2 separate regions of the Mus musculus genome follow, and region 1 is linked to region 2. Evidence: chromatin contacts called from ENCODE Hi-C or POLR2A ChIA-PET data. All regions are on one chromosome and are shown on one strand. Each heading gives the region's core, a stretch centred on a gene start or an enhancer-like site at or near the end of the contact. The rest is flanking DNA. Distances are from core to core; before and after follow the strand shown. Region 1 holds the start of Vps26a (VPS26 retromer complex component A). Region 2 holds the start of Supv3l1 (suppressor of var1, 3-like 1 (S. cerevisiae)).

The links. A loop is a pair of places that touch in the nucleus more often than their neighbours do. ChIA-PET counts read pairs that join two places held with the same protein, here RNA polymerase II (POLR2A).
Region 1: a loop to region 2 is called in a map of heart, with 4 times the contacts of the local background. The contact joins the promoter of Vps26a here to the promoter of Supv3l1 in region 2. A Hi-C loop is called at or near these places in 15 of 37 maps with a recorded cell type or tissue (T-helper 17 cell, adrenal gland, gastrocnemius and 3 more). POLR2A ChIA-PET finds 5 or more read pairs at or near these places in 4 of 5 experiments (Patski and embryonic stem cell).

The regions. Positions count from the first base shown.
Region 1 is chr10:62,483,636-62,490,159 of GRCm38, forward strand. Vps26a (VPS26 retromer complex component A) reads right to left here and starts at 3,170. Exons shown (of 9, transcript NM_133672.3): 1 at 3,023-3,170. The coding sequence starts at 3,025.
Region 2 is chr10:62,447,983-62,454,898 of GRCm38, forward strand. Supv3l1 (suppressor of var1, 3-like 1 (S. cerevisiae)) reads right to left here and starts at 1,756. Exons shown (of 15, transcript NM_181423.3): 1 at 1,433-1,756. The coding sequence starts at 1,703. 4930507D05Rik (RIKEN cDNA 4930507D05 gene) reads left to right here and starts at 1,178. Exons shown (of 1, transcript NR_027926.1): 1 at 1,178-3,371. It overlaps Vps26a (VPS26 retromer complex component A), which reads right to left. Exons shown (of 9, transcript NM_133672.3): 9 at 6,861-6,916.

The DNA of each region.
Region 1 (6,524 bases), core at 1,920-4,419, 37 kb after region 2:
TCTAGTAATAGAAAATAAGTGACTACACACAAGGAAATGAACTGCAATCAGTAACTGTTGGTGAAGCAAGCCCTTCCTCAGAAAACCAGGCTGAGTTGGGGCAAAGTTGAAGTCTGAAACTCATTATGCATCAGATCAGTCCTAAGGAGGACAGATAATGACAGTAAACAAACCAAGGAGCTTCCTAAGGTTATGTAGGTCACAGGTGACACAATGACCAAATTGTTTTCAGTATTCCTATATTAACAAAGGAGATAGTTTCTTTTGTGTGTGTGTGTAAATCTTTTTAAAATTTATGCATTTCTTTTTAATGTATGTGTTCTCTGTCTGCATGCCAGAAGAGGGCATCAGGTCCCTTTATAGATGGTTGTGATCACATGGGTGCCGAGAATTGAATTCAGGACCTTGGGAAGAACAGTCAATATTCTTAACCGCTGAACCCCCATCTCATCAGCCTGCATAAATCCTTTTTTTATTTATGTGTATCTTTTATTGTATTAATGTTTTACCTGAGTGTATATTTGTTTGCTATGTGTGTAGCAGGTCCCTGTAGGGGTCAAAAGAGGATATCAGATTTTTGCAACAGATCCTGTGAGCTCAGATTCTGTGAGCCATTGTGTGAGTGCTGGGAACTGAATCCAGGTTCTCTCAAGGAGAGCAGCCAGTGCTCTTACTGCTGAGCCATCTCTCCAGCCCCCACAAAAGGGACAAATTCAAACAACTAACTAGAAACTAGTACATTTAACATGCTCCAAAGTCACCAACAGCAATTTTCTTTCTGCAATGGTATTTTTTTTGTTTTTGTGGGTTTTTTTTTGAGACTGTGTTTCTCTGTATAGCCCTGGCTGTCCTGGAACTCACTCTGTAGACCAGGCTGGCCTCGAACTCAGAAATCCGCTGGCCTCTGTCTCCCAAGTGCTGGGATCAAAGGCGTGTGCCACCACGCCCAGCTATGAAAGATGTTTTACATGTAAAATGATATATGGCAACTTTTTTCTACATATATTCTCTATGTAACACACCGAAAGGTCTTTTCCAATTTGAAATTTAACATTTAAAGTCACAAATACTATTTTAACAAAATTAAATTGCCACTAAAGCTGCCAAAACACACAAGAAAACACAGTTCTGCAATATTTTTCAATAACAGGGCTGGCTCAATGGTTAGGAGCACTGGCTGCTCTTCCAGAGGACCCAGGTTCAGATTCCCAGCATCCAAATAGCAGCTCACAACTGACTTTAACTACAGTACCAGGAGTGCTGAGGCTTTCTTGAGGCCCTCCAACAAGCACAAGGTGCCAAGACATACATTGTTTAGCATTACCATCTAGCAAAACTACACGTGGATACATAAAAATGTAACAAACTCTGTGGGCACCATTTAAGGAAATTTATTAAGTCTGCTTGATGTAAAGAAACAGAACTTGAAGGAAAGGAAAAACATAATCAAAATATATAGGAAAAAAATTTCAGTAAGAAAAAAACTGAACAGAGCTCAGAGGAACCAAAGCTTCCACAATGTATTCACTTGAGCCCACACACAATGAAACAGCAAATTCTCATACATACATGTGTGCCCATACAAAGGCTTTAAAGCTTTACAATTTCGTTTGACAAATACCTTAAAAATAAAAAAAAAAATTGCTCTTAAACTTAACTAGAAGGGCCGGGCGTGGTGGCGCACGCCTTTAATCCCAGCACTCGGGAGGCAGAGGCAGGCGTATTTCTGAGTTCGAGGCCAGCCTGGTCTACAAAGTGAGCTCCAGGACAGCCAGGGCTATACAGAGAAACCCTGTCTCGAAAAACCAAAAAAAAAAAAAAAAAAAAAAAAACTTAACTAGAAGGACTAATTCAACTAAGTAACCAAGAAGAGAGCAATTTAAGCTTTCTTTTCAAATTATAAACAGTGAAAGGAGGACTCCCTAACAGCCTACTAATTCCTTCTTAGTTATTTACAGCAGTTGTAATTTCCACCTTAAACTAATTTATCTAAACAAATGCTTAACTCTCCAGAGTCTGTAAGCTGCAAGGAAGCAAGCAGTTTGCCTTGTTTATCTGTCCCTGGACTCACCCAAAATACTGTTTAAGAAAACGCTCCCTGAATGAACTTCTCCCCCACCCCCCAAACCCTAGAGAAAGCAAATAATTTCTGACTCAAAGTTATTTAATCAAAGCAACGTTTTAAAAATAGACCTGGCTGGCTGGCTTGAGACGAGAAGTTTCAAGCAGTTTATTAAAAGTGGCGAGCTTGGGAAGAGCGGGTAGTATAAGGGGAGCGCACAGTGGGCTCTCATGGAGTATATGCTAAATAACACGAGCCAAAGGAGCTCTAATCTATAGACCGCGGGCGCGTAGTTAAACACTAGCGCGCCCAACGGTGCTTTCCATTAAGTGTGGTTAAGTGCTCTGATTTTCATCCCTGCCTGGGCTCCCAAGACACTGCAACATCCCAAAGTGCTAAGTTATAGAAATCGCTTAGGGAAGGAAGTGAAACCAAGTGCTTAAATCGGCGTCTGGAGATATAAATGAGGGGTCTCGGCTCCGACACCCTCTTGTCTCCCCTCCCTTCCCCTCCTATTCTACAAGTGCCAAAAGCCTCCACCCGAATCAAGAAATCGCAGAATGTCTCCACAACCAGCTTAAAGAAAATAAGCGGACTCTATCGAGCTCGGGACGAGGAAGGTGAGCAGGTCTCGCCAGAGTCCGGAACTGGGAGAGAGGGCACTGACTGTCCTCGGCTACCTTGGAAGGCGAGGCTGCCGAGCTCCGGCTGGGCGGGCTGCGGGTGCCCAGCCAGGGTCCCCACAGCCGGTCGAGGAAGGCGGGCAGAGGCTCCGACATGGCCGGGACAGTGCCGCCGGCCGCAGGTGCTCAGGCCTGGCCGGGAGCGGGCAGCCGTCAGGCCTCACCGCTCCGCGCCCCTTCCCTGCAGGCTCGGCGCCGCGCCCGCCGTTGGGAGTCCCGCCGCGCGCCCCACGGCCCCGCGGGAGACGACCTCGCAGGCAGGCCGCCGCGCACTCACCATTGTCACCGCCGCCGGGTCGCCCACTCCACTCGGCTTTCCCTCAGAAGAACTCCCAGCCTGGGTGCCTGCGCCCCGCCGCCCGTCACGTGACCGTAGGCCATCAGCCGCACGTGACCACTCCTTTTCCTCTTCTCCCTCCCCCCCCCACCCCGCCCCGCTAGAGGCCCCGCCCTGCTAGAGGCCCCGCCCTTCAGGAAGGCCGTTTCGAGGCGGGGCTCCTCCGCCCCGCCTTTCGGTTGAGGGCGTGGTCTGGGTGGGTGACGTCTGGTGGGAGGAGTCAAAGATCTGTCTTCTCAGTCCAGCAACCCTAGAGCTAGTTGTCACGTGACGAGCCGTGCGCTGTCAAACTCCTCCCTCCGGCACGCCCATTTCCTTTTCCCTAGGGAAACTTGGGGGACTCGAGGGTTTGTGCGGGAGGCGTGTCTTTGCGGGCTTGCTGCAGTTCCGACCTTTGCGCCTGATCTGTTTCCCGCCTCAGCCCCGAGAATTGTTGGCCTCCGAAGAGACGGTTAGGGAGAAAAGCTAATCTTTAAAGCACATCCTTTGCAGTCCACGGATAGCTCGTGACGCAGCCTTCCAAGCCGGAGAGGCAGTACTCTCAAATCGGTTCCGCCCTCCTTACCCCCCCTCCCCGGCAACAGCCCTTCCTAAAAGTTTCGCAAGCGTGCAAAACGCAGCTCTCCAACACTCTGATCCAGTCAGTCATTGTAGTGGAGGCCCAGAAAACCTGAGGATAGATGAAATACTACGAAGGCTTAGGAACTGAACCTTTCATTCAGATTTATGGGCGGAGGGGTGTCATCAGCCCTATCATAACGAAACTCAACTTGGGGAGTAGAGTGTCAAGTTGTAAGTCTAAAATATTTAAAGGTTAAAATGAGGCTTCGGTCTCCAATCGCGACAGAATTCAAATACTGGAAATGAGTCTTTTGTTTGTAAGACAGGGGTTCTCATGTACTCATGTAGACTAGGCTAGCCTCAAGTGGAGAGTGAGCACCTCCAAAGTGCCTTCCCAATGCTGTAATTGCAGGAGTCACTGGTGGTTTTATGCATTGCTGCAGATGGAACACTGCACTTCCTTCATGCATGCAGGAGAAATCTGCCTAAAATGATATTATCTGAAAACAAATCTTAAAGATTGCTATGCCAGGGAGCTTTGGAACGAATGGATGTTTGTGTGTATATTTATTGTTGAGACAGGGTCTCACTAGGTGTCCCAGGCTCCTCTGGAATATGCTATGTAGCCCAGGCTGTCAAGAAACACATCTGTCCTCCTTCAGCCTTCCCAATATTGGAGATTACCTGTCATATTTACAGACGGGTAAAATAGTATGGGGACAGAGAAGGGAGTTTAGATCTCAAAATACTATTGATTAAAACCCTGTGATGCAGATGGCTTGGATGAAGGAGCATCACCCACTCTATAAAGAAGGATAAGTCAGGTATAGAGGTTCATAGCTGTAATCCCAGCTCTCCGGAGACAGAAGAAGTAGAAGAATCGCCATGAATTAAAAGACCCCTGGAGATTACACAGTTAGTCCCCTGAATGACCTGGGCTACAGTGTGAGACCTTGTTACAAGGAAACAAAAGAGAGAAACAATTGCGCATAGTCTAAGATCTGAAAGGTTAACTGTGTTTGTTGGTTCTAGCACCATTTGCTCAAAATACTTTCCCCTGTAAACTGCTGTGGTGTGGTATGCTTGTCAAAAATCTATCGATTGGGGCTAGAGAGATGGCTGAGCTAAGTCAAGAGCACTTGCTGGCTACCCCTTCAGAAGCATGAGATTTGATTCCCAGCATCCAAATAGTGGCTCCTTACCAGGGGGATCTGATGCCCTCTTCTGGTCTCCATGAGCATCACATATGCAGGTTTTGTACAGAAGGTCTGCAAAACCTCCATGCACCCAAAGAAAGACTCAAGGAGGTAAAATAAAAACAATACTGGGTCTTCCATTCATGAGCACTGTGCATTTTTCTAATTTTTACCTTTTTTTAGTGTTCTTCACCAGTGTTTCTAATTTCCAGTGTTATACATTTTTATTAAATTTATCTCTAAGTGCCTGTATTTTTTAACACTATTGTAAATAAAACTAAGTTTTTCATTTTTCAGTTCTTCGTTGTGATGTGTGTAACTTTCCTGTATTGACTGTGTACCCTGCAGTCTTCCTAAATTTCTTTGATGATTTGCTCTAGGCTCACACATACACACACACACACACACACACACCTTTTTTAACCTGGGTTTCTTTTTTCCTTTGTGGAGCTGAGGACTGAACCAGAGCCTCATGGATCCCAATCAACCAGCCTACCACTAAGCCACATCCTCGGCTGTCTTCCTGGAATTTCTTGAAATCCTAGATTGAGCATCCTAAATGGATTTTCACTTTCTTTCCTGTCTTCCATCTGTCTCTTGTTGTTTTCCTTTTTCCTTTTCATGTTTCTTTATTCTGGGAGGTGTATATTACATGGTGTGCATGGAGAGCAGAATTTGTACATGTCACTTCTGGGAATTGAGCCCAGGTCCTCAGGCCTGTCAGCAAACACATTTATCTGATGAGCCATCTCACCTGTCCTTGTTTTTCTTTTTGTCCCAGAAATGGTCTTAGTACATATCTCAGGCTGACGTTAGACTCTTGATTCTCCTGCCTCAGTCCCTGAATGCAAAAATTATATCATGAGCCACCATGTTTGCTCATGTTCCAGTTCTCATGATGATGATGATGAGTTTGTGTGTGTGTGTGTGTGTGTGTGTGTGTGTGTGTGTGTGTGTGTATTGTTTGGCATAGCTCTCCGTGAGCTTTCTCTCTCTCTTTTTTTAAAGATTTACTTATTATTATACATAAGTAGCTGTCTTCAAACACTCCATAAGAGGGCATCAGATCTCGTTATGGATGGTTGTGAGCCTCCATGTGATTGCTGAGATTTGAACTCATGACCTTCAGAAGAGCAGTCAGTGCTCTTAACCACTGAGCCATCTCACCAGCCTCGAGCTTTCTCTTTTAGTGTTCAAACTCCTGTGTAATCTATCCTTGAATTCTATCAAAGTCGGTTTGTGTGACCAACAGAATAGCGTGGTGTGGCTGCCTCAAGCTGCTCCTGACTTGGTTTCTCCTGGACCATTCCCTTCTAACAACATCCACTCCCATGGTGTAAAGCCCCATGGAGAGGACATCTCCCCTCTCTTCTGAAAACAGATGGGAGTACCAACTTTCCAACTATTTTCGAATACCAATGTGGAAACTTTCTTTTTCATCCTTGACCAAGTCTTCAGATGACTCTAGCTCTGGTGAATATCCTAACTGTACTTTTAAAATTTTATTTTTATGTGTGTTAGTGTTTTGCCATAACGTGTGTCTGGGTAAGGATGCCAGATCTCCTGGAATTGGAGTTACAAACAGTTGTGAGCCATGCCTTTAATTTCAGCACTCGGGAGGCAGAGGCAGGCAGATTTCTGAGTTCAAGGCCAGCCTGGTCTACAGAGTGAGTTCCAGGACAGGA
Region 2 (6,916 bases), core at 506-3,005:
AACAATTGTTTACCAATTTAGACAAATCTACAACAAAAGGAATTTGAAGTCATAATACTAAAGGCCGGGGCCTCAGGAATGCTTTGAGAGTGTGAAGCTTTGGGCTACTGTGCAATGGAGTAAGAAAAATGACAAGAGTACAGCAATGCACCATCCCTGACAGACCACAGACACACAAGGAGAGAGCCAGTCCCCCTCCCCCCACCCCCACAGAGTCACCATCAAACCTCCCCTTGTGCCCAAAGCTCTTCTTGAGTAACCAAGAAAAGGCAAGTCCTGCTATGAGAGGCAGATGTAATTCACTACTAAGAGCAGTGTTAGCAACGGTAGCCTGTGCAGTAATTAATGACAATCCCCAGTCTGAGAACAGCTCGAGCTTATCTTGAGGAGGGAAAAAGTAGAGGGAAAGGAAGGGGAAGAGGAGGAGTACTACCTTGTTAGTTGATTTCACAGTACTGGGAAATGACCCCACGGCACTGCGTGCTTGGCAAGGCATATATCCCAGGGTTATATCTTCAAGCACATTAAAAAAGAACACTCTGCTGCCTGGAGGTGCAGGTAGCCCAGGCCTTTGATCCAGGGACTCGGCAGGCAGACACAGGCCTATCTCTGTGAGTCTGAGGCCAGCCTGGTCTACAGAGCACATTCCAGGACAGCCAAAGCCACACAGAGAAACCTTGTTTAATTTTTTTATTTTGAAATAGGACCTCTCTTAAGTTTTCCAAGCCTGTTTTGAACTCATTCTGTAGCCCAGGCTGGTATTGAACTTGCCATCCTCTGCCTCTGACTCCCAACATGAAGCCTATATTTTAAAGTCACAATAGGAAGCATCAATATTGCTTGTTGAAGAGCCAGGAAGACAGCTTGTGCCTAAAAGAAATGTGGTTTTCTTTCAGTCTCTAAGAATGTCATTTGGTGAAAAGAAACCTTTCACCCTCCCATTGTCAAGCTCACCCAAATGCAGGTAGGACAAAACTCACTTCAACCCAGTGATGCTAAAGGTTTTTTTTTTATTCATCTCTGGAACCTGGGACGATACTACTTTTTGGCAAAGACAGTTTTATCAACTTTTATCTTGTATTTAAATTCAGGTCTGTCTCGTGGGAGAGTAAATTTATTGAGAAATCCGGATCTGAGACCCGTTGTCTTGGCAACCAGATGGAATTTTAACATCGTTAGACATCCACATCAGGTCAATGGCAAGTCCTCACTGTTTAATCCCTCCATGAGGACTCTAGGAGCACAAGCGGCGCACCACTTAGGGACAAAACTCTTAACCTCCTCGACCGAAGAGAACGGTCAATGTCAACTACAGAAGAGACTAAATATGACTTAGGCTCGGGTGCTAAGGGCTCCAAAAAGGAACAGACATTGCACTATGTAGGCCCAGGCTGCAGACCCTGCCGCTCTGCCGGGAGGCTCCAGCACTCACTCTTGTCTAGAGGCCGAGTGAGCTCCGCGCCCACGTCGCCATCGGCGCTGGGACCCTGAGGCTTCACCGTCAGCGGCACGAACAAGGACGTGTTCGGGGCTTTGGAGCCACCAGAGGCAGAGGAGGAGGCGGCCAAGCAGGGAACGCGTCCTGAAGCCCCCGGGAACGACCCCACGAGAGCGCGAAGGGCGGAGCAAGGGGCCGCCCGGGGCCCAGCCCCGCGCCCCGCCGGGAGCCGAGCCCACAGCAAGGTACACCGAGGCAAGGACATTGAGGCCGCGGCTCGAATGGAGCCGGGGAAAATCCGGACCACTGGCGCCGCTCGGTGACGTAGCTCCGGCGCCCGCGGAGCGAAAGGACCCAGAGAGACACAGGGCTGCCCCCGCGTGCGCCTGAAGGAAAAGGAGATGGAAGGGTTGGGAGCGCGCCTCTTCGTGGGAGCACGACCTCTGTACGTTACAGTGGCAGAAACGAGCTCCCATCCTCTCACTCTTTCTGCGGCAATTGGCAGCGTCTTTCTCGAAAGAAGGGAAAGTAATCAGGCATCTTAAGGGATGTTACAGATGCGCGGAAGGGAACCGTACAAGCGTCGTCATGTGACCAAACTGTCTATCCTGCATCATGTGGCTTCAAACGCTAAAGTGCATTTCCAAGAAGATTGGTGCATTAATATCCGTAGTTTCCTGATAGGATAACGTTAGAGGACGTAGCTTGATCTGCTACAGATCAAGACGGGTTGCAGAGAAATCCGGTTGTACGATAACTGGCGCTTACGTGACACGTGTGTCAATACACGTGCTTCTCTCCTTGGTGCTAGGGCTCCATGTAGGGGCCATGAGCAAGCTAGGCATGTGCTCCACCATGAGCTGCAGAATTCAGTTAACGTGAGCAGTTTGTACTCCTCGCATCTCGAAAGTTATAACCACAAAGTATGCTCTGTGTACCTGGTTAAAGTTTGATCTTACTCCTATCTACTACAGCACTCGGTCCCACCCGAGTTGTAAGGAAAGAGGTGCCTCTGTTCGTTCCGTCTGGGCGTGACCATTCAGTTCTTGGCCGGCCAAACACTAGGAGGGAAGCCATGTGTGGCGACGTTCCCTCAGTCCTCTGCCGAGAGGTCCCCAACACCATCTAGTTTCTGAGTTCAGGAGCCGTTCGGTTTTTAGAAAATTGGACCCAGTAACAACTTCGTTCGTTCGGTGTCTGGTGGTCCTCATTCCAACCCGCGCCATCGGTCAATCCTCTGTCTCTATCCCTTCTTGACAAGTTTTCTGATTTCAGAAAATGAGTTGCGGGATATGGCTTCGGAGTCAAAGCTCTAAAACCATCTGGTGCTAAGTCAAAACCCTCAAAGTTCGGACCCTGAACTCGAATGGCCTTCCTTCTCTGAAATTGATCGAGGGTCTTTCGATCTCAACTGCACTTATTCTATCCGCAGAGTCTGCAGTAATAATATGGGTAGGCCTCCTTGAGAACCCTCCTTGGTGAGAGGCTCATGGGTTTGGTTCATTTGGCAAACGAACAAGGTCAGGTTTATTGGTGCAGCTCTTGGACCAAGGACCCATGATGGACGATTCTTAAGAGTCCTGAGCAAGGGGAAAGGTTGTGTGTCAGACAAGAGCTGGCTTTTTTTTCCCCATGTAAGGTCATGACTCAAGTGCCTGGTGATCATTCAGGAGAAGGGCTGTGGCTACCTGGAACTCGGTTTCGGCACCATCGGTGGGGGTGGGGCTGTAGCGAGCTGGAGCCTAACACCTGGGTTAAGACTTTGTCCTTGGGCTGGAGAGATGATGGTTCCGTGGTTAAGAGCACTAGCTGCTCTTGTAGAGACTTGGGCTCCCAACTGTCTGTATCTTCTGTACCCCCTCACACAGACATGCAGTCAAAGCACCAATGTATATAAAATTTAAAAATTAAATTAAAAAAAATGTTGAGCTGGAGTGTTGGCTCAGTGTGTTAAGAGCACTTGTTGAAAGAACGCAGGTTTGATTCCCACATGGAGGCTCACCACATCCTCAAGTTCCCGCACCTGTAGTGCAGGCACACATGAAGACAAAACACTCATACACATAAAATAATCTAAAAGTAAAAAATAAAAAACAAAAATTGTCAGCCCCTAGTCCCGAGATAAAGTCCACCCGCCTTCAGCTCCTCAGACTCCACTACCTGTTTTTGTAACCAGGCTCCATTTACCTCATCCACTAGAACCCTGATGAAGCAGTCACGCCCATATTCCAGTACTCAGATTCTACCTTCAAGTTCATCATCCAGGCCTCCAGCTAGGACAGCGCATCCATCCTAAACCCTCTGCTTCTCATTAGACCACCCCAAGTCTGCTTCCAGACTCACTACAGGGAAGAACCCTCCCCAGACCTTTTCTTGCCTGTCCCTCCACAAAGTTGTTCCTTCTTTGCAGATAAAGCGTTGAATGTGCAAGGGAGGGGAGCAGAGGCCAAGGTGAACAGCGATGATCTTTGTTAATGCTCAACCATCAACCTTTACAAATGAAAACCTCAGAACCTTTCTGTTGTGTCTGGCCAGTAGATCACAAACTGGGTTCTAGCCTGGAAAGGCATTTTGGAAACCTGGAAGAGAAGAGGGGCTGGGCTGCGCGAGATAAGGAAGGAACCAAGACAAAGCTCTCTGCTCAAGATTCAATTTTTACTATTTCGGCACTCAGTTATAAAGCAGGGGAAGGGGGCCCAATTCCCGCCAAATAATCTCGGGGTCCAGTAGCAGGGTGATCACGTGTGTGGCTCCAAACAGCAAAGCCGCACGTTCCAGCAGTGAGCGTGGCAGAACGATTGAGCGGGAAGCTCCACCCCTGAGCAAGCAGGTTTCAGGCTGGGGGAGGGGAGACTACACCTTTCTTTTCTTACTTTCTCTTCTTTTTGTTTAGGTTTTCTGTTGTTTTGTTTTGTTTTTTGAGACAGGGTTTCACTTTTGTAGCCCTGGCTGTCCTGGAACTCACTTTGTAGATCAGGCTGGCTTCAAACTCACAAAGATCCCATCTGCCTCTGCCTCCCAAGTGCTAGGATTAAAGGCATGCATCACCACATCTTGGTGAACTCGTTTTCTGAAGACTCTCAGGATCTGATAAATCACCTTAGTTCTGATAGGTTATTTCTCTGCCGGTGAAATGAGCCAAATCAATCCAGATTATAGTAAAGGCAGGTTTATTGGAAAGCTGTTCTTTGGCGATTTCACTGTCCACAGGGACTAAGGCCAGGGAGTCACCATTGAGGGGTGGATAGAGAAAGGGCTTTCAGAGAGTGGGTGAAGGGGAGGAGAAGTATACAGAGTTCTCTTGTTGTCTGTCTCAAGGATAGGAGAGCTGGTCTTTGACTTAGTGACAACCAGAAGGCAACCTGGGGTATATCACATTGCTTTTCAGGGAGCAACCCATTACCCTCCTCACCTGTTACATGAGCAGTATTAATCCCTTCCCTGGGATAATACTGACAGTTCCAGTAAGTTTTATCCTCTGTCTTTTGTCTATAAGCCTACTCTCCCTCCTTTCTTCCTAGAACAAGAGTTCTCCAGCCATATAAGCACGTACATTCCTGGGCCTATCTCCTCCTCCCTGTGCTCAACTCAAAGAGGCTCGTTTTCAGTATTGCCTTCTCCAGTCTGGTCCCTTTGACCCTTTGATTCCCAGAGTTAGGTAAACTTTTCTCCATAATGGGGACCAACTATTCCAACCAAGTCTCCCCTATGATGCAGTATTAAATCTCCCCACAGTTTTAGAGAAAATTACAGTGTTACCCTCATTAAGGAAAAACTGTTTTTGTGAGGTCAGTTGGCCTTCATGTAAAGTAAGCTGGCCAGCAGCAGGCTCCCTGGACCCCACCACTGCCCAAGCCATCTGGCTAAAGGTCAGAGGGACCCCAGAACACCTCAATCTGTTTCTTTATATTGACCATTGGCTAACCATTGTACAAAATCCCCATGCCTGGCTCAGAATCTGTGCCCTCCAACACTCTCCCACTCTCCTAGTCTGGAGTGTACACCCCCCCCCCCCCTTTGGAACCCTTTGTTAGTTCACCCCCCTTGGAAACAAGACTCTCCCTCTGCCTTACAATTCTCACCCTACTCCAGGCTCCCCCACCCCTCCCCAATTAACTCTACATCCCTCCTCTTCCTCTTTTCTTTCTCTTTGTCCACCTTCCCCAATGTTGAACTTAAAAAAAATGAGATCAAAAAAAAAAAAAAAAAAAGAAGAAGAAGAAGCCAAGTGATGGTAGTATATACCTTTGACTCAAGAGTATGTCTCAAGTTTCAGGCCAACCTGGTCTACAAAGAGTTCTAGACAACCCGAGTCTAAATGCTGAGACCATGTCTCAAACAAAATAAAACAAAACAAAAACTCCAACCAAGAAAACAAACAAAAAACTGAGGTTCCCAGGACAACCTTACTAGAATTTGAGTGGAGCAAGGTGTATGGAATTGGACATAACTAGGGTGAAGATGTATTCTGCAATGTAGAATCTGGCCATGATGTAAGAAGCCAAGTACTAAGATTTTCAGAACATCCAAGTATTTAAAAATAGAAAGGTACCTGTTTTCCTCACTATGCATAAGGGTGAAAAACTTTAAATCTGTAAAGTCTCTGCAGAGGTATATGCCACTGGAGGATGCTTTCATAAATGATCAGCAGTTAACCCGACATAAACAAACCAGGAGGTAGAGGGGCGGATTAGAGTTAGCCTCTGTTGACAGAGTGCTTGCTCAGCATGCTGCTTAAGATGCTCAAAGCCTTGGGTCATGAAGTCTAAGCACCATGTAAACCAGGCATGGTGGTGCAAGCCTATAATACCAACACAGGGCGGCAGAGACAGAGGACCACAAGTTACAGATCATCTTGGTGTGTAAGTTCAAAGCTAGCCTGGACTACAAAACCCTATTTTATTATTGTTTTCTTAAATGTATTTTAAGGTCATCCTCAGCTATATAGTGAATTTGAGATCAGTCCTGGCTGTAGAGACCAACCTAAACAAAACAAGAAATGTGATTACTGTCTCTTCAATCCTGGATAATCTTGTTTTTATGTTAATGCCCCAATATATGAAAAACAATCTTTTTTTAGATGGGGGTCTCGTTACACAGCTCTAGCTAAGCTGGAACTCACTATGTAGACCAGGCTGACCCTGAGGTAGTCCTCCTACCTCTGTAACACACATGCTGGGACTATACGTATGCAGCACAACTCCCATTAGAGTCTGATTTTACCGTCTAGGTGAGATCTAGGTGTGACCGTTTTTCTAAAGCTCCTGAAGTGATCCTGGCATGTGACTAAGATTGAGATTATCTATGACACTATATTCTGCAGGGGGCAAACAGATTTAGCCTATAGTTAACTTTTTTATTTATCAAGTTTTGACTGAAATCCCCAAATTTTAAGTTGGTTATGCATCAGAAAAGAATCAAATGGAATGAATAAGCATTTTATATGAGTTTTAAGCAAATTAATTAAAAGCATTATAT